Linked DNA regions of Homo sapiens: region 2 is linked to region 1. The links are chromatin loops, found by intact Hi-C in ENCODE. Cell type or tissue: transverse colon. All regions are shown on one strand. Each heading gives the region's core, and the rest is flanking DNA. Links, peaks and the distances in the headings are about the cores only. Region 1 overlaps EXD2 (exonuclease 3'-5' domain containing 2). Region 2 overlaps GALNT16 (polypeptide N-acetylgalactosaminyltransferase 16).

Region 1 (7,723 bases), core at 5,119-7,618:
TCAGGAATCTGAGACCAGCCTGGGCAGCCTGGTGAAACCCCATCTCTACAAAAAATACAAAGATTAGCTGGGTGTGGTGGTGCATGCTTGTAGTCCCAGCTACTTGGGAGGCTGAGGTGAGAGGATCACTTGAGCCTGGGAGGTGGAAGTTACAGTGAGCCAAGATAGTGCCACTGCACTCCAGCCTGGGTGACAGAGCCATATACTATCTCAAAAAAACAAAACAAAAAAACCACAAAACTATTTGGAAAAAAAAAAAAAAAAACTATCTGTACTATCTGTACCAAACATGTACAAACTTTTTTCTCATTACTTCATAAACAATAAAATATAAAAGCTACTTACATAGCATTTGCATTGTATTAGGTATTATAAGTAATTTACAGGTTATTTAAAGTATACAGGAGGATGTGTGCAGGATATATGCAAATACTATGCCATTGTATATCAGGCACTTAAGCATTGGTGGATTTTAGTATCCAAGGGAGGTCCTGGAACCAATCCCCCATGGATACTGAGGGGTGAATGTACTGTATCTCATGGGGAACTTCAGAACTTCGAGGGTGTTATTGGACTATTATTTCATCTCATGTGCTGGCATGAGGATTTACGTCTGCATAGAATGTGTAAGATGCAGCTCCACCACAACTGCACTCGCACGCTAATCACAAAAATGACCGAAATTAAGTGTATGATCTTTAAAAAGGTCAAAGATAGGCACCTCACAAAAGCAAGTTTCCTATGGAAAGGAACTCCTCAAGTAGATTGTTCTATTCCACTTCCAAGGTATCTTAAACTACTAGACACCTACTAGGTGAAGCATGAGGCTAGGCACTGTGCCTAAGCAGCCAATGCCCCCTCCCTGGCAAGCATTCTCACTAAGTAATGAGGGTTAATGTCCCTGGTACATTCCACAATTCCTGTGCTTTGTACCTGGTCTCCAGGCTGGCAGCCTCTTGAAGCATCTCCTCTGTGACCACGTCTGTGTTATAAAACTCTCTGAGTGCTTGCAGCAGCTCCTCCTTTCGCTGAGTAGGCAGGCTCTCCGCGTTGAGCAGGGCCCTGGCCCCAGAACGCACCTGCCGGCGCTCAGGATCTTCCAGCAGGCGCAAGCCCTCCTCAGAGCCGATGGGGGCCTGGAACTCCTTGGCCAGCTGCTGCTTCAGATGGTTGTCATAGTAGTTGGAAATGGCATGGCAGGAGGTGCAGAGCAGCAGCACATCGTGGGAGTTGTGGTCCTTCATCTCGATGGGGAAGTGCTTCCGGTACTCATGTGGAATCACGTTCTTCCTGGAACAAGCCCAGCCGGAAAGCAGCGCTCATAAGTGTATGACAGAGCACATGGGAAGACAGCAGACAGGCTACTGGGGTTCTAACTGGGGCCTAACCATGACTGAGAAGCCTTGGGCACCACCGCCCAACACAGATCACAGAAAGGCAGTATCACCTATTCCACTCTCAGCCCATCTGTGTCTTAGCTTCCTCTCTCCTGCAAGTAAGTACAGACCACCTGCTGTGGGCTTCAGTGGTGGGCCAGCATAGTGACAGGTTAATAACAACCTCTGAGAAGGCTGTGCTCCCAGAAGGGAAAGTCTCAGAGAACTGAAAAGATACTCTAATGGCCTTTGACAACTGGAAAACAACTCTCTCAAGAAGGCCTAGGAACCTGAAAAAGCCAATTTCCTTCATCTGAGGAATACCTTAATCTATTTCCCTGGTTCACCAGGTTCATCATTATTTTCTAAGGAGAACTAAGCTCTCAGGAAAAACTCTTGGCAGCAATGACTTTGTCTCACTTTGCAGGGGAGAAAGGAGGAAAGTGAGTGACTCCACAGAAGCCAGGGAGAAAGCCCAAGTGTCTGGGCACTCAGACGTAGTCGGCAGCCTCACCCTCACAGTGCAGGGGCCCTGATGTGAAACAGTATTACAACACAGAGCAGGCTTCAGGACATCTGGATACTCCATGAATAAAACCATGGCTCAAAAAGCTGGTCAGCCAGTCAAGAGAGGATGAGAGGGACACAGCTTCTGAAGGAACTGGTCTTCAGTCTTTCATGAGCAAAAGGGAACCACTGTCCCCATGACAGACCATTACTGAGTATGGTGTTGCACTCCAGAAACTGAGAAACGGCTCAGGAGGGGTAAGGGCCACTATAGCAAGGGCGGCAGAATACCAAAGCTCTTGGGGAAGCTGGATACTAGGAACAAGCCTCTCAGCCAAAGTGGACAGACTCAGCCACAGCCCCCAAAGGCTCTGCATATGGCTACAAAAGCAATTTCCATCTGCCACAGACAACCAGGGTGGCCCAATGCTGCACTCACCGAATGTAGGAGTCTCTCTTGCCACACACTACACACAGGTTCTCTTTAACCATCAAGTAATAGTCTCCAGGAGATTCGGGCCTTCCTGCAGGTTCAAACCGTAGCTTCACCACAAAGGGCTCTTCACTCACCAGCTCTTAAGAGAAGAGACATCAGTGTTTGACTGCTCCCCCTGCCCCCACCACCACACCCAAGAAGCAGCACTACCTTCACTGTTCTCTGCTATGGCCTGGCAGAGAACATGATTTCTGGGTTGTGCCTACCCAGTCCCATGCATCTCACGGTCTCTCTGCCTTCTTCTATCCCTCCCTCTTCCTTATCTCACTCCCCACTCCTGCCAGCATCCAATGCACCTAATTAGAGATAAACAAGGACAGCTGAATCTCATACCACCAATGCCTTTGTCCAGGTACCACTGAGCTTTTCTTCTATCACAAGTGCAGAGGGGCTGTCCATCAGGAGCATGGAGAAAGCAGTTATCATAAAGAGGTGATTTTCTGCAGGGAAAGGAAAGAGAAATCTCAAACCGGAAGCTAACTGTGGGTCAAAATGTCTGTTGCCTTCCCATGCTCTCTTCTGAGTGACTCAAAACTATTCTCAACACTAAGGTCAAACACACCACTATGGAAAAAACAGAGTGAGAAACCATGTTTAATCCTCACCTGCACTGGGCTAGGAAACAGAACTAAAAATGAATGAGTTTATGCCTCTAGTTTTTACACTTATGGACTAGGACATTAGGGAGTGTGTCAAGTGGTTTACACACAGCTCTGCTGTGAATGCAAAAAAGAACCAAGCAACAAGAAAACTGCCAAATCACTGGATTAAACAAAGTACATTAAAAATTTTAAAGTTCAAGCCAAAGTAATGAGGGCCATGTGGATTTACTTCTAACTCACATGCAGTAACACTTCCTTCAATTTAATCATCCAATTAATTCCTAAAGGCACTTTGCTACAGGGACCAAATTTATGCTCCAAAGTACTTATTAGTCATCTTCCTACAATAGAGGAATAAGTTATACAGGACATTTTTCATTGGCTAGAGAGTAACATTTTCTTGGAGCTGGATGTCATTCTAAATAATCAAATAACATATGAACAAGAAATCAGATGATGCATTTCTCCTGAAAAGTATGAGGCACTACATGTTATTTATTTTCCACAGCTAGCCTGAAACAAGGAAGGAATGATAATTATATCCCCATTTACAGTTGGAGAAGTTAAGGCCTAAGGTCACATCAGGGTCAATGACAGAACTAAGCTAAGCTTTCCTCATTTCCACCCCAACTGTCAATAAATAAAAAGGTAAAATAAGGGAAAAGGAGAAAAATACACAAATAAAGCAAAGGAGAGACCAAATGTCTCTGATGGAAAGAAAAAGCAAGATTAACCCCGGGAGAGCTGCTGCTCCCCTACTACAAGCCTTCTCCCCAGACCCCAGGGAAGCATCAAACCCTTTGCTAAGGCTGGGCCACTGACTCTTTACTAGACAGGGAGTGATTCAGTTACCTGGCAGAATAGCCCACCCCCAGAGGCTTTCTTTTATGTTTTCTGGGGTCTCTCCCTTGGTGGTTGCCTGGCACCATCCCATCCATCTTAGACTTCTTATTTCTTGGCTTCTGCTGAGATTCTGTTGCTTCCCCATTAACCTCTTCTCCCAATCTGCTCATTCCTTTGCTTCGAAATGGGATGTCGACCACACCCTGGCATTTTTCCAAGACTTTTCTCCAGCTACTGTGGTCATCGTTTTTTTCTCCAGGTGAATTCCTAGAGAAAGGGTATCCAAGAAGATGAAGAAAGAGAGCCACTGAAATCTGGGCATCCCTGGCAGCATAAATTACCTGAAGAGAAAAGTCAGAGATCAGTGGAATCTGGAAGGCAAACCAGAGAGAAAAACTTCAAAGTCAATCACAAAGAAATAGATAACTCTTAGGATCCTAATTCAAAATGTACGACAACCTGGGCACCATACACTTCCTTAAAACTTCTTATTATAAAAATTTTCAAACTACACAAAAGTAAATTGAATAGTATGATTAACTCTCATGTTCCCTATGTTTTTAACTAAAATAGCTAAAATAATGACTTACTCTAAATGCTGGAAAATCCTCACCTATATAAATCAGTGAAGTTTCTATCTACTACCAAATTGCTGGACAGATTTCTCTCAAGTTTGGGGGAAGGGTAGTTAACAAAGGCCTGATAACTAGTACATGAAATTCACTTTGGAGGCAGTCATCCTCTGGAATGGCTGAAATCATGATTCATTAAGAGGCCTGTGTGACTGTCAATCAGAAATGAACTGCCATATCTATTAATATGATATTGAAAACAAAAAAAACAAATAGGTTTCAAACATGGGCCTCAAATCAAAGTCACAGGGCCCATTCCTGGAATTTACTTATTTAATAGTGGTAAGTCATTCTCCTAAGCAACTGGTGATAGGCAAGCTGGTCATAAAGAAAAGTACTGTGGGCCAGGTATGGTGGCTCACACCTGTAATCCCAGCACTTTAGGAGGCCAAGGCGAACAGATCACCTGAGGTCAGGAGTTCGAAACCAGCCTGGCCAACATGGTGAAACCCTGTCTCTACTAAAAATACAAAAATTAGCTGGGTGTGGTGGTGGACGCCTGTAATCCCAGCTACTCAGGAGGCCTAAGGCAGGAGAATCGCTTGAACCCAGGAGACGAAGATTGCAGTGAGCTGAGACCGTGCCACTGCACTCCAGCCTAGGAGACAGAACAGGACTCTATCTCAAAAAAAAAAAAAAAAAAAGTAGCGTGGTCAAAACTAAAATTCGGCTGGGTGTGGTGGCTCACGCTTGTAATCCCAACACTTTGGGAGGCTGAGGCGGGTAGATCACTTGAGGTCAGGAATTTGAGACCAGCGCAGCCAACATGGGGAAACCCCATCTCTACTAAAAATAAAAAAAATCAGCTGGGCGCGGTGGCACGCGCCTGTAATCCCATCTACTCGGAAGGCTGAGGCAGGAGAATCGCTTGAACCTGGGGCTTGAACCCAGGAGGCAGAAGTTGCAGTGAGCTGAGATCGCACCACTGCACTCCAGCCTGAGCGACAGAGTGGGACTCCATCTCAAAATAAATAAATAAATTAATTAAATTAAATTTAAAAAAAAAACTAAAATTTTAAAAAAACTAAAATTAATAGCTTTTCCCAACAAAAAGTGTAAGGACTTTAAAATTCTATTATTTCACCTTTAATAACCAAGCCAGTGAATAATTCTATTAGTAAGGATCATTTATACTTTTAGAGTAAAACAAGTTTGGATAAAATTTTCCACCTAGATCCAACAATCTACATATCTATTAGCAGACTGTTTCCCACAGAAGAATGTGTGCTTGAATGAGAAGACTTTAGAGTTCCCTCTAACACATTATTTTCTAATGATAAAGAAACAAATGGTACTAGGATGACTGGAGGTCCACATGCAAAAGAGTGAATGTGGACCCCTACCTCACAAGACACACAAAAATTAACTCAAAATGGATCACAGACTTAAATGCAAGAGCTAAAACTATATGACTTTTAGAAGAAAATATAGGAGCCAATCATCATGACCTTGGGTGAGGCAATGATTTCTTGACTATGACACCAAAAGCATAAGCAATTAAAGGAAGAGATTTTTAAAAAGAAACTGATAACTGGAGCTCATCAAAATTAAAAACTATTGTGCTTCAAACAACCAATGGTAGAAAATACTTTATAGATCATCTATCTGAAAAGGATCTAGAGTATACAAAGAATTCCTAAAACTCAAAAATAAAATAACAAATGACCCAATTAAAACATGGGCAAAGGATATGTATGAATAGACATTTCTCCACGGAAGATATACAAATGGCCAATACCCACATGAACAGATGCCCAGCATCATTAGTCACAAGGGAAATGTAAATCAAAACCACAATGAAATACCGCTTCACACCTACTAGGATGGCTCTAATGGAAAAGACTGACAATAACAAATGTCAGCAAGGATGCAGAACCCCGACACCCTCATACACTGCTGGTGGGAATACAAAATGGTGTAGCTACTTTGGAAACCAGTTAACATTTCTCAAGGATGAACAAGTGGTAACTGACTTGGCAAGCAAGGTTGAAACTAGGCCTATGCAAGTGGTATGGCAAAAAGCCTAAGTTCAAATGAGTTTGAGCCACAGAGACCAGGAAAGCATAAGGAATGGAGACACCAGGTATCTGTGAAGGCAAGGGCGGAAACAGAAGGATAAGGTGAAATCTCTATAGAGAACACTTACACCCTGATCTCCTCCTTTACAGCACAGGGCCAGACAACTATCCCTCCCCTAGCCCAAAAGACAGTAAAAGTTTAAATCATATAATGGTTAAACCACAGAGGATCTGGACCTGGTAATACCAGGCAAAACTGAAGGGAGGGACAAAATGTCACCTGAAGAAAGGGGGATTAAGGGAGAGATTACACATTGAATGTTAAAACCACTGGCACCTTTCCCCCACTCAGTGACTGGAATATAGGCAGTGGGACTTACACTTCTTGAATAGAATACTAGAAGATTCATCTGTGGAGAAACTAAGTCACCTGAGAGAAAAGACAGTTACTGACTTTTTTTTTTTTTTTTTTTTTTTTTTTACTGCTCATGCTCCCTTTCTCAAGAAACTGTTATGAATGTACTCCACCAAGGCAAGAAAGGAAGAAGACATGGAATTTAAAAAACAGAGGATCTACTATGAAAGAGAAAGGTGAAGGGAATTCCAGGCTGATGGTAAATGCAAATTCCAGGATGAGAGTTGGGCAGCAGGCCTAGAGTGCACTCCGTCCTGGGAGGAGCCAGATGATAGAGGGCTCTAGGAGAGAAGGCTCCAAGGGAAAATGAAACAAGTAAGTGACCTGACGTGTGTCTGAACCAGCCCAGAGGAGATCCATAGTTCTGATAAGGAGTCTGGGGTGGAAATAATAGGTACATGGAACACTATGCAAACAAAATACTAATTATTAATCCTGGGAAATAAAAGTAACTGCAGTTTACTATGTGACTCAGCTATAAATAATATAAATACTGTATATTAACCTGATAAAAATGATGATTTACCTAAATTGGGAGGATGGGGAAGAGAAGTATTTGTCCGGGGACAGGGGAGCTGCAAGAGTACTAAACCGTATCTCCCACAGTATGATGTCAAAAGATAATATAAATAAATAAGAAAGAATAACGCATGCATGTAATTTAGAAGTATAATGATAATTACCAGAAAGAAATGAAAGTGGTTGCCTCTGAGGAGAAGAAGGAAGAAGGATTAGGAATGGGGAAAGGTAATGCAGGGAACTACTTACTGCTTCTTAAAATAAGTTATAACTCCTACACACTTATAACACTATATTTTTTTTAAATTATACATT
Region 2 (12,619 bases), core at 9,233-11,732, 120 kb before region 1:
AATCAGACATCGTTGGATTCCAGGCTCTGCCATTCCTAGCTGTGTGACTTTGAGAGACTCACACAACATCTCTGAACCTTGATTTCCTCATTATAAATGGATATCATAATAGTGTCTACCCTGAAGAGCTGGCTGGGTAATTAAATGAAATAATACTTAAAACACTTAGGTCAGGTTCTGGGCATCCTGAAAAGCGGGTTCCATCACTCAGCCACCTGCTCCCCTTCCTTTGGCTCCTTCCACCCTCCTGCCCACTCCTGGGGTGGGAAATCTGGGTCAATGTGAGTGGCTCCTAAGCAAGAAGAATATTGAAGAGAAAAAGCAAGGAATTATGACCTTCAGGGAAGCAATAACATTTTGCTTAAAAATTGCTTGAGCAAAGAATTTGTAGATATTTGCAATTTGTATGCAAATACAGACTCCTATATCCTGAGCTGAGACATGGCCCTGGGCAAAAGCTTGAAGAAGACGACTGTTGGACCACAGAGAAGCCTGCATCAGTTTCTCTTTGCTGCCAGTTTAAATGAAAACCTTAGATAATTTCAAAGCTGCAGTTTCCACTGCCTTAGCCTTTCAACAAATCCATTAGTATGGAAGGCAGTTTTCTAACAAGGTAGATGCATCCCCATCTGTATGTACCGCATCATCTCTGCTGTATAATCTTTGTTCTCACATTCATTGTCTGTTTAATCAAGCACTGATTTGGCATCCACTTGCAAATGCTGTGTCTCCTATGCCTGATGAAAAAGAATTTTCAGTGGGTCAAACCTCACCTAATTTCATGAAAATGCAAGTCAACAGCCAAATTAAAAGAGGAAGCCGAGAACAAACTGACAAAGAACAATCCCCCAAGACTCTCAGAACTGATGGAGAACAGTAGTTTTATTGTACTCATCGCCACTTGTTCATTCATTCAAGAAACACTTACTGCAAGCACCCACCATGCACGGGGTACTATACTAGGTGCAATAGACAAGTCTTTGTCTTCATGTAGTCTGCAATCCAATTGGAGTACAGAAGAGCACAGGCCATTCCAATGCAACCCTGATTCAAGGTAAAAGCGGGGAAGTACAGGCACTCAGGGAACCTCTAGTGGGGGCCAGTCACCCAGTGGCTAGGGATAGGGGTGGAGAATCTCAAGGAAGCTCCTGGCATTCTTGCCCTTGGATTGCATCCATTTGTCCAATCCATCCCTGACAGGATTCCTCTATCTGCAAGGTTAACAAGATCGGCATGCATCTGCCTTGAATGCGTGCCCCCTTTTAGAGCCCAGGAACCAGGGTTAGGACTGGGGTTAGAGTCAGTGCCTTCTAGGAGAGGCTCATCTTGCCTCAACAGAGCCTCATTCCATTCATTCATTCATTCATTAGCACACACTTACTGACCACTTCTGTACCAAGCTCTGGCAATCCAGCCGTGAGCAGGACAAATACTTCTTCCTCAAGGAACTGGGGCAGTTTTTTGGGCACCATGCCTCTTTTTCTTTTATTTACTTCAGCTCATTGACAAATGTTATTTAAATCTCACAGCACCCCTAAGAAGTAGTTATTATTATCCCTGCTTTGCTGGTGAGGGGACCGAGTTTCAGAAAGTTCAAGTAACTAGCTGCAGGTTGCCCAGCTAGGAAGGGAAAGGCTTCAACTCTAGGTTAGACTCCCAGCCTCTTCTCTTTCTCCTCTGCTGGGCAGACCGAATCCTGGGCTGGGAAGGGGCCTTCCGACAGCAGCTTTCTCTGTGTTGTTGATAATATCTGTGGGTCCTTCTCGGCAGCGTGACTGCCATCCTCCCTCAGGCCTGGTGATGGCAGCAAGGCCATGCGTGCTCTACGGCCCCCACAAGCAGAGGGCACTGGCCGAGGACTGTCTCCGCAGCCTGCATCTTCCCTGCTCCAGGGAACCTAAGTCATGTCAGACAGGGATGCAGACAACGGTGGGACAGCTGTGCTCTGAAGACCCCAAACAGAACCACTCTTCCTGCCTCATAACCTTCCCTCCCGGTCCAATATTCTGATGGTTTTCAAAGCCTTGTTGAAACATCAAGTCCCCTGCTGAACTCACTTTGCTTTCTTCACAAGGTAAAGCAAGTGTCATGAAGCAAGGTTTCAAAGCCAGACCAGCAGTCTTCCACTCAGGAACGAAGTAGGTGCTGGGACTCCCCAGCCTCCTCTCTCTGGTCAACTTCCCACCATTTCAGGCCACCATGTCTGAGCTGCAAAGTCTTGCCCTGGTGGCTGGAGACAGTCCTGACCAGCTGGAAAATTCAAAGCTTTAGAGTCTAGCAGCTCTGGCCTGCCCAGGGTCGCATAAACGTATCCTGAGGATTCCCAGACTGCTGTTTCCACTTTACAAGACCTGATGACAGACATTTTCCCATTTGATCTGCTCCCACATCATACCCATTTTTCAGTTGAGAACAGTGAGGCTCAGGATGCCTAAGCAGCTGGCTAAAAGTCTCCCAGCTCAGAAATAGCTGGGCCAGAGCTACAGCAATTGTTCTCTTATTGTGAGGCTGAACTCTCCTCTCTATCCCTGCAGTCCAACACAGAAAACCAGCCAAGAAATAACTGAGATGGACACATTTGGTTATAATAATTTTAAATAAGCCTCACTGCTTAATGAGCATGCAGAGATCCAGGCACCTGGTGGAAGCTGTGGGGCTCCACAAAGCACCCTGGAGCCTCCACCTCAAGTGGACAAAGCCACAAGGCAGAGTACACACGGGTCTGAACAAGCTCAAAACGAATGTCTGAGGACAAATAAGGCAGAGCAGAGAACCCTGAGGCCGGGAGGACATTGGGAACAAATACCCCTGGCCAGGAGGCAGGGAGAAAACAGGCCATGCTGGACATAGCCCTGGGCCCTCAGGCCAGCTCAGTCAGGGGTCTCACCCTCCCGAGCCCCAGAGAAGATGCCTGGCCCCAAGGCAGACCATTCGCAATCGCCTCCAGAGCTACATCACGGGACATTGTATTCTTGGATCTACCATGTCCTGTGCTCCCAATTTCCTGCCCTGTGACTTTATTATTTATTTATTTATTTTGAGATGGAGTCTCATTCTGTCACCCAGGCTGGAGTGCAGTGGCGTGATTTCGGCTTACTGCAGTCTCCGCCTCCCAGGTTCAAGCATTTTTCCTGCCTCAGCCTCCTGAGGAGCTGGGATTATAGGCATGCGCCACCACACCTGGCTAATTATTGTTTTTTTAGTAGAGACGGAGTTTCGCCATCCATGCCAGGCTGGTCTTGAACTCCTGACCTCAGGTGATCCACCTGCCTCGGCCTCCCAAAGTGCTGGGATTACAGGTGTGAGCCACCGCACTGGGCCCCCTGTGACTTTAGGTGCTTTAGCCTCTCATCCTGTTTCTACATCTGCAAAATGATGATTGTGGAACCAACGTTGGCTCATCCTACCTCCATTCTAAGAATCAGCCATGTAAGGATACGGGATGTGGGGACAAAAGCTCTCAGCCTGTTAGAGCTTTGCACAGGGCCTCAGTGTCCTCAAGTGCAACATGGGGATAACAGTACAAACATGTCAGTGTTCTATGAATATACAGACTGATGGGTGAAAGGCAATAAGGAGCAGCAAGGAGCATGGACCCTGGATCAGACTTCATGATTTTAAATCCTGGCCCTCCATCCTGCCAGCTGGGTAATCTTGGGCAGATATGTTAACTTCTCTGGGCTTTGATATCTAGTTTGTAAATGGGGTGGTATTGAAAATACCTACCTGATAGAGTTGTAAAGATCAAAGAAGATAAAATGTGTGTCTCAGTGTTTGGTCAGTGACTGACAGGACCAGTTATAAATGTCATTGAATGGAGTACTCATAGAAAGGGCTTTGCCATGTAACTCACGGTAAAATGTATGCCTGTCCTGCAGGCTGGAGGATGCAGCACTGATTCCTTGATTAATAGATCTTCTGAGGCAGAAGCTCTTCTAGAATGAAGTCAACCATATGTGGCTGGTATTGGGGAAGAAACTCATAAATCATGCAAAGCGAGGCTGGCATGTGGCAGCTGGTTCAGTGGCAACCCTCAGCCCAGCCCAGTGCCCACTCTCCCTCCGCCTCAGAGTGATCCATCACTGCCCAGAGCTCTGTGGCAGGCAGCTTGCTTAGCAGGGGCAGGGCCCGCAGCACCCAGCTCTCTGAGCCTTCTGCACCACGTGGTGACACGTGGCCCCGTCAGGGGACCAGAACCCATCTCAGTCACCAGAACAGTGGCTCTCAAACCTGAGCATGCATCAGAATCCCCAAGAGGCTTGTTAAACTCAGAGGGCTGGCCCCACCCCCAGAGTTTCTGATTCAGTAGGTCTGAGTGGGGCCCAAGGGTTTGCATTTCTTCATTTCTTTTCTTTTCTTTTTTCTTTCCTTTTTTTTCTTCTATTCTTCTCTCCTCTCCTCTCTTCTCTTTTCTTCTCCTTCTTCTTCTTCTTTTTTTTTTAGACAGTCTCACTCTGTCTCCCAGGCTCAGCTCACTGCAACCTCCACCTCCTGGGTTCAAGGGATTCTCCTGCCTCGGCCTCCCAGATAGCTGGGACTACAGGCACTGGGCATCATGCCCAGCTCATTTTTGTATTTTTAGTAGAGATGTGGTTTCACCATGTTGGCCAGGCTGGTCTCGAACTCCTGGCCTCAAGTGATCCACCTGTCTCAGTCTCCTAATCGGCCTCTTCTTTTTTTTTTTTTCTTTTTGAGATAGGGTCTCGCTCTGTTGCCCAGGCTGGAAGTGCAGTGCTGCAATCATAACTCACTGCAGCCTCAACCTCCTGGGATCAAGTGATCCTCCCGCCTCAGCCTTCTGAGTAGCTGGGACTACAGGCATGCACCACCACACCTGGCTAATTTTTAAATTTATAGTATAGATGAGGTCTCACTATTTTGCCCAGGCTGGTTTCAAACTCCTGAGTTCAAGTGGTCCTCCTACCTTAGCCTCCCAAAGTGCTGGGATTCTAGGCAGGAATCGCTGTGCCTGGCCAAGAGTTTGCATTTCTTTTTTTCTTTATTTTATTTTATTTTATTTTTGAGACAGAGTCCCACTCCGTCGCCAGGCTGGAGTGCAATGACACAATCTCGGCTCACTGCAACCTCTGCCTCCTGGGTTCAAGTGATTCTCCTGCCTCAGCCTCCCGAGTAGCTGGGACTACAGGCGTGTGCCACCCGCCTGGATAATTTTTTGTATTTTTAGTAGAGATGGGGTTTCACCACATTAGCCAGGATGGTCTCGATCTCCTGACCTTGTGATTGCCCACCGCGGCCTCCCAAAGTGCTGGAATTCCAGGCGTGAGCCACCGCGTCTGGCCCAGAGTTTACATTTCTAATAAGTTCCCAGCTGAAGGGGCTGGTCTGTGGGACCATTGACACATGCTCCTGTGAGAGTGAGTTTAAACCTAGCTGTTTATCCTTGGGCAAATTTCTTCTCTCAACTGAGCCTCCCCTCCTCATCCATAAAGTGAGTGTATGAGAACCTACCTCATTGGAGTGCATATGGTAGCCTTACTAAGATTCTGGGTACCCAGAAAGTGCTCAATCTGTGTCAGTCCTCAGCATCACCAACACATTGCTGTTGAGACAACTAATGAATAGGGAGGGTGGAGTTGTGGCAACATCAAACTTGTAAGAAGTGAGACGAAAAATGGACAAGTGTATATTGCGTGCTTTCTATGTGCAGTGTACTAATTCCTAAATGCCAAAATGCTTTATCATTAAAAGACAAAGCAAAACAAAAACAAACCCAGTTAGAATGCTTTATCTTTAATTAATTCATTCAGCAAACAAACATTTGCTGTAAGTCTGAGAAGCAGGTTCTGTGCTGTAGCAGTGGGAGGTATGAAGCTGGAGCAGGCGTGGTTCCTGTCAGCAAGGAGCTACAATCTAACAGAAAAAAGAGGACAAGACTAGAGAAGACAGGAACACACCATAGCGTATGGAGGAAGGTGATGACAGGCTGGGAAGGAACGCTCAGCACCCTGAAGAAGCAAGCTGGAGAGGTACTTTTCAGACAGGTGGGGGATCAGGAAGGGTTTCCTTGCAGAAGCAGCACTTGTCTGGGAAAATGGGTAGCATTTAACTCATGGAGTTAACAAAGTATGGGGCAGAAGAAACAGCAAAAGCACAAACAAGAGAAAGCAGAAAGCAACTTCGCACTACACGACTCAGGTCACTTTGGCTGATTGTAGGGTGAGGAAGAGAGAGTGGAAGCCGAGGTTGGCCTGGCTGTCTGCCATCAGGCATTGGATAGTTGTAACCATCGGTGGTTCATGGGGCTCCTCTGAGAGCATTCCACCGTCTTTGTGGGGCAGGTGTTCAGTATACCACTGTGGGCTTGATGATGGGTGTGATGATGACGCACCGGTGTGAGAGCTTGCATGTTCTAGGAGGGGGAACCCCCCGGAGCTCTAAGCACTGCCAAAGCCAGCTCACCTTCCCAGCATCCTTCAGAAGGAGAAGTCAGTCCCAAGCCCCCACCTGATGGCTGCAGAACCAAGGCCACACCGCACACCCAAGAGAAAGCTCCCAGTGCCACTCTGCTGCTCCACCTGCTGCCCCCACAACTTACTGTGACCTGATTTAACCTTAGCATCCCCCACACTCCCACCCCCAGGGAGGCCAAGGCTCTGGAAGGCAGAGTCATCCTGGGCGAGGGGCAGCCCCTGCCCTTGTGGGCAGAGAAACCTGGAGCTCTGCAGCTGCCTGACAGGGTTGTGGGAACTGCAGTCCACCCACGGGGAGAGGAGCAAGCCTCCTGCCATGCTGAGAGCCATCTCTGACTCAAACTGTGGGGAGGGGCCCAGACAGAGACCCCATCGAGGTGGCCCTAGAGCAACTGTCTCCAGAGACTCTTACCTCCTGGTTCTCCTGCCAGAGAGTCCCCCAGACTCTCCTGCCATCCCTAGTTTCCCATCCAACTGAGGGTCTCCCAGCTGGGGACTCTCCACCACTGCTGGGCTCAGACCTCCGGGTCCAAGATGTGGTCCCTACATTCTTCTGGCTCCTGGGGAAGTACAGTAAGGAGTACAAGGGTAGCCTTCTTTCCCCCTGGCTTCTCCCTCTTGTAGTGAGTCCAGTGCTGAGTGTCAGGGTACTCAATCCAGGGCCCAGCTCATTCTGATTCTCTCCTGCACAGCTTCCCCTCTCTGGGCCTCCAGCTCTCCTTCCTGGTGCATGGGACTTAAATGTGCAAACGCATCACTTGGACCACTCAATACAAACACAGGAATTCTAAGCCTCCCCGTCTGGGTCAGACCCAGGAGCATACAGGTCTACAATCCCTCCAGGGATACTGAGCAGGTTATCTGGACCACATCTTAAGAGACACATATTTGAAAGACAAATTGTTGAAAGACCGGCTTTGTTTTCAGATGGCTTGAGGGGATCAGAAGCAACCTGAGAGCCAGGCAAAAACAAGTCTTTCCTGGAACGCCTCCACCATGAGTATCCCTTCTCTCCAGAGAAGGATCACTAATTCCCGTACCAACTAGACCCACCTTCCCGAAGGAAGAATACCGAGCCCTGGAGGAATGGTCCCTAGCTCAAGAAGCACAGGCTGTGTCTGTTGGGGTTGAAATGGCTCCCACAGCTTCCTTCTAGAATTCTCCTGTTGTAACAGGCTGGTCTACGTCACCACAATGCTGCCTGCAGGGTAAAAAGCCCAGGCCACCCAGCAAGGTACCAGCTGAATTGCCATCTCTGCTAGTGTGGCCAGTGGACTTCACCAGACCTTATCCAGTCCAACCTTTATCCAGCCTGAGGCAGGCATTGCCTGGAATGTCATTTCAAGCTGTCCTGGAAGCATCATCTTCTGGAGAGAGAGCACCAACTCACTGACGCTCTGGGTGAGAGCTCCCTCTCCTTGCTCCCATAGCTCCTGCCTTCCCCTGTAGCTTTTATCATGTGGTATCACAGTTGCTGCTGATTGGTCCATCTCCTCTGCTAGAATATTTGTTCTCGAGGGCAGGGACCGTTTCTGTCTTGTTTACATTTGTGTCATCACCCCTAGCAAAGTGTTTGGCATGTAGCAGGCACTCAGAAAATGTTTATTAATAATAGTAATGACATATTGATTAAGCATTTGGAAAGGGCCAGATGCTTTGCGATCAGGCTTCACAAAAAAATCCTTTACGGCTATGAGTACCCCATTTAACAGGTAAAGAAATCAAGGCTGAGAGATGAAATAACTTATTCAAGAGCTCAGTCAGGCGCAGTGGCTCACGCCTGTAATCCCAGCACTTTGGGAGGCCGAGGCGGGTGGATCACGAGGTCAGGAGATGGAGACCATCCTGGGTAACACGGTGAAACCCTGTCTCTACTAAAAATACAAAAAAAATTAGCTGGGCATGGTGGTGGGCGCCTGTAGTCCCAGCTACTCGGGAGGCTGAGGCAGGAGAATGGCGTGAACCCAGGAGGCAGAGCTTGCAGTAAGTGGAGATCATGCCACTGCTCTCCAGCCTGGGTGACAGAGCAACACTCTGTCTCAAAAAAAAAAAAAAAAAAAGAGCTCACAGCTGGCAAATGGCAGAGTAGTGAGGGATCCAGCTGAATGGGTATTTTTTGAAGTTGATTTGAATTTTTATTTATAGAGATAGGGTCTCGCTATGTTGCCCAGGCTGGTCTCGAACTCCCCTGGGTTCAAAGGACCCTCCCAATTCAGCCTCCTGAATATTTGGGATTACAGGTGTGAGCCACTGCGCCTGGCTTGAATGGGTCTTAAAGACCCAAGAGTCCGCACCCCTAGTACACTCTTCTCCACGCTTCACAGGGCTGAATTAAGCAGGAGAAATTGTCCTCAGATGGCTCTGGAGCCTCAGTCCAGGTCGGCTACTCAGACAGCCCAGCTGCAAGCCCAGGAGAGTAGGCCCTCCCCTGATCCATCTCCAGGTCTTTCCTAAGTGCCTGGCAGTGAAGACCTCTTCCCATTAGAGAAGCTGGCTGGGTTGCCCCCTCCTTCTGGAGGAGCACTGACTCAGACCATCACAGGGACACACAAATACCAAACACACTGAGAACATTGTTGGCAATGAAATTACAGACGTTATAAATGCCAGCCTTTCCCTTCCAGGTTTCCTTTCCTGTTCCCTGGTGGGAGAAGGACCACACCCCATGCAGTGCTGGGAGACATCCCCCGCAGGCCTTGGGGTGCTGGAACCCTGGGACGACAGTCATATTGTCCAGGTTATTTCTCCCAACTGCAGATGGAGACAGCCTTCCTGAGGGGCCAGGGGGAACAGCCCTTGTAAAAACTGAAGCCAAGTCACAGAGGCCCAGGGATCCTCAGGAACAGCTCCCTGCTGTACAAATGGGAGTCTGGCCCTGGTGCAGAAGTCCCTTCTGCTGCCCTGCCCATAGGCTTTCGGGGGACTCTCCTGCCAGTGACGTAACTGTTAATACCCAGCCTGGGGCTTTTGCTGATTCCTCCAGGGCCTGGCTAAAGGCTGACAGCCTTATCTCCTAGGGAAAAAACTGGGTGGCACAGAAAATGGGCTTTGGGAGAGGTAGGTTTGGAGGAGAGCAAGCAAGAGGAGAGAGCCTGACTCAGGAGAAGCAAGCACCAGAGCCCTCCAAGGCTGAGGGTGAAAATAGATGGAGAGTGGAAATGGGGCTCAGCGCGCCAGGAGGGAGCCCTGAGTAGGCGGTGGGTGGTGGGCTGTGCTCCCTGAGAGGACGGAGGGGTGGATGGGGGAATGGAGGCTGCAGCCAAGGTCTTTTACAGTGACTTGCTCCTAAGCCCAGACCAAGCTGGACATTGTAGCCAAGGTGTATTCTCTGCAGCCAGCTAGGGCTTTGCTCCAGGCTCCTCAGGCCCAGGGGTCAGAAGTTCTGGGTAACTCCAGATCAGCAGCCCCACGGCAAAGTGGGGCTGAGGGCAGAAATGGTTGCGTCCAGGAGAGGCTAGTGGTGTGCTGGCCTGCCAGCTGCAGTTCATATGTATGTTGAAGCAGCGTTTATTTTTACCTGGGTAGGTTCAGCTTCTGATCACAGACATGGTGGGGGTTTTCCATTGGTTTCCATGGGAACATTAGGCAGAGCATCTGCTACCCAATCAAGCAAAGCTGGTCTGGTAAGACTCTTTTCAGAATTATTTTGCTGTTTTTACCCAGGAAGTATGTCCTGCCTGAATTTGTACCACTGCCTTCTTGTGTGGTAGAGCAGGGGAGGGCAGCTCCGAGGGGACAGGCCTGGCTCACAGGGAAGGAGAGAGGGCTGGCTAAAGGCAAGCACGGCGGCAGGGCAATACCTATTTGGAGAAGCAATTTGCTTTCCATTTCTAAGCCCCAAGTAGAATCCCATAATGAGGCCACAGGAGCCTGGGCTCCACCTGACCTGTGCTGATTCCTGGTTTTGGTCCAAGGCCTGCCCTTGCAGTAGGGCCACCTGTTGGCCCCCACCAGAGCAGTCAGGAGTTCCTGGGGCACCACAGGGCATGGAGGCCGACGAGCAAGCTACCAGGTGCAGGACAGGGCTAGACTTGAGCATGTTCAGTTTCACTTTTACAGAAAGGAGGCCCGGACTTTCCCCACGAGGCGGGGGAGGGTGTGCTGAAGGGCTAGGCCTGGAGGCAGAAAGGAAGGCGCTGGTGCATGTGGACATGTAAGAAGTGGTTTTATTCCAGGTGTGTGTTTCATAAAGACGAGGTCCTCAAGGACAGCTAGTGGCACATGCTTTGGTCAAGAAGAGGAAAAGCAAAAACAGAACAGGGCTGCGTTGCCACAAAGGACCGGCTGATAAGTGCAGAGCCTGATCTGACCACAGCAAAGGACAGAGAGACCCTCTTGAAGGCCCTCTGGTCAGCAGTCCTCTTACATTCAACAGGCGCAGCCCCGGCTCCCCAGCCCCAAAGGTCCATGCCCGAGTGTGGCCCAGGCCTTCTAGTCCATCCTCTGGGGAGAGGCCTTTGCCCTGGGCCCAGTTCTGTCCTAAGCTGTGGCAGGAGGCTTCCCAGATGAACAGGGGATCTGAGGCTGCACCTGGCTGCGGAAGAAACATCACGACAGAGGACAGGCAAAGCATGGCCCTGGGAGCGAAGGGGCCTGCGCTGGCAAGTCCAGAGGGGTGCACTTGGGCACGGGAGTGCTGCCGAGAGGACGCTGGTGAGAGTCAGGAGGCGAAACTGCTGGAGAGCCCTCCAGAGCAGGTGCTGCGGACCACAGACACTTGGCTGCTGACCCCAAGGGCCGTGTGGAGGGAGCAGGCGATGGCAGTTTGAGCACGCCAGGGAGGAAGATTAGGGGGTGGCAGCTTGGGCAGACAGTGGCTTCAATCCAGAGCAGAGGTTCAGGCCCTTTGGGGATCAGGGACCTCTTTTAGAAGCCATGGACTTTTTCCCCAGGAAAATGCATGTATGCACACACATGCAGTATTTTAGGGACAATTTCAAGAGATTCCTAGACCCTCTAGAATCCATGAACTCTATGGGTATGTGGATCCTTGGCCTATGAAAGACAGGGGGCTCCTGTGGTAGGTATATCTGCCCCAGGCTGGTCTGCTTTGTAGGGGAGACCCCCAGGGTCCTGGTACCAACAGTCATTTGCCCAAGAGCCAGTGGGGTGAGGAAGCAGGGTGTGGGGATAGCAGGAGCAGTTCCAAGACAAGGCCGTGGGGTAGATGTGTGGATGTGTTCTCAGCGGCTGTGAAAAGGAACTGGGAGTTCTCTTCACAAACAGGAGCCACAGCCAGCCTCCCAGCACAGTGCAATAGCTGACCCTTCAAGAAAATCCCTCCTGTAGTAGGGAGGGGAATAAGGGTGAGGTTGAGCCCTAATGACTTAGGGGCTCCTGTAGCGGGGAGGGGAATAAGGGTGAGGTTGAACCCTAATGACTTAGGGGCTGTTCTTGGTCCAGAAGGGAAGTTCCCTTCTTTCCAACCACCCATGATGCTGTATTGACAGAGGCAAAAACCTTTGAGAAAGCAGGAGTCAAAAATGACAAATGAGGCTGGGACTACTCAGGGATGTGTGTGGCTACCCGTCCTTTCAGTGGGTCCTGGCGGCAGGGACAGGGCACTAGCTGTTCATTAATGCCCGAGAGAGAGGTCTCAGCCTGACACATGGCCAAATAGAAGTGGAGTCTGTTTAATAAACTACGCCCGAATCTTCCCCTAAAGATCCCTCTGCAGCCTCTTGCTAAGAATGTGGGCACCCACAGGCACAGGACCGGAAGAGGCAGCGTCGGGCTCAGACCCTGGGGCTGGTAAAGTGTGGAAGGGACTGTGTCCTGGGTAAGAGACCTTGTTCTTTTGGTGCTTTGCTGCTCTTCTATCCATGTTCATTTGCAAATTACCCATCCTTTGCTGCCAAGACACCATCCGTCCCCACCCAACCCAGTGCCACCCTGGGCTTGGCATCTCTGACAGGTCACCGGGCTTCTCACCTCCTTCCTGTTCTTCAGCTACCCCTGCAGGCTGCCCCTCTCCCCTTCCCTCTTCCCAGCCTTCAGCCTCTCCATCCATGCTGCCCAATTTCCCCTGGCCCTGCCTGCCTGCACAGCTGGGCCTCATGACCCAAAAGACCCCTGTGTGGGCTTCTGTCCTTGCTTTCTCCGGGCAACAAGGGAGAGACCACACACTATTGTCCCAGCCCCAAGAAGCGCCAAGGGAGAGGACAAAGGGCCAGGGGCACCTACTCAGT

Evidence for each region. A loop is a pair of places that touch in the nucleus more often than their neighbours do. Peaks named below come from ENCODE experiments on the same cell type or tissue, not always from the same donor. Only the 100,000 strongest peaks of a DNase experiment are listed, where the experiment ranks them.
Region 2: a loop joins it to region 1, with 5 times the contacts of the local background. A loop is called at or near these places in 67 of 110 quality-filtered maps.

The regions. Positions count from the first base shown.
Region 1 is chr14:69,231,142-69,238,864 of GRCh38, reverse strand. EXD2 (exonuclease 3'-5' domain containing 2) reads right to left here. Exons shown (of 10, transcript NM_001193360.2): 6 at 3,834-4,165; 7 at 2,713-2,819; 8 at 2,323-2,458; 9 at 934-1,290. All of the region lies in intron 2 of GALNT16-AS1 (GALNT16 and EXD2 antisense RNA 1), which reads left to right. Among named protein-coding and RNA genes, the nearest start is that of GALNT16, 25 kb to the left of the region's middle. RefSeq lists an enhancer at 1-143. In transverse colon, for the core only: no CTCF peak of the experiment used is centred there; no DNase peak of the experiment used is centred there.
Region 2 is chr14:69,352,427-69,365,045 of GRCh38, reverse strand. GALNT16 (polypeptide N-acetylgalactosaminyltransferase 16) reads right to left here. Exons shown (of 15, transcript NM_001168368.2): 15 at 10,580-12,619. Among named protein-coding and RNA genes, the nearest start is that of ERH, 40 kb to the left of the region's middle. RefSeq lists enhancers at 4,020-4,099, 10,203-10,702, 10,733-10,832. In transverse colon, for the core only: no CTCF peak of the experiment used is centred there; a DNase peak (open chromatin) is centred at 10,505; H3K27ac peaks cover 435 bases.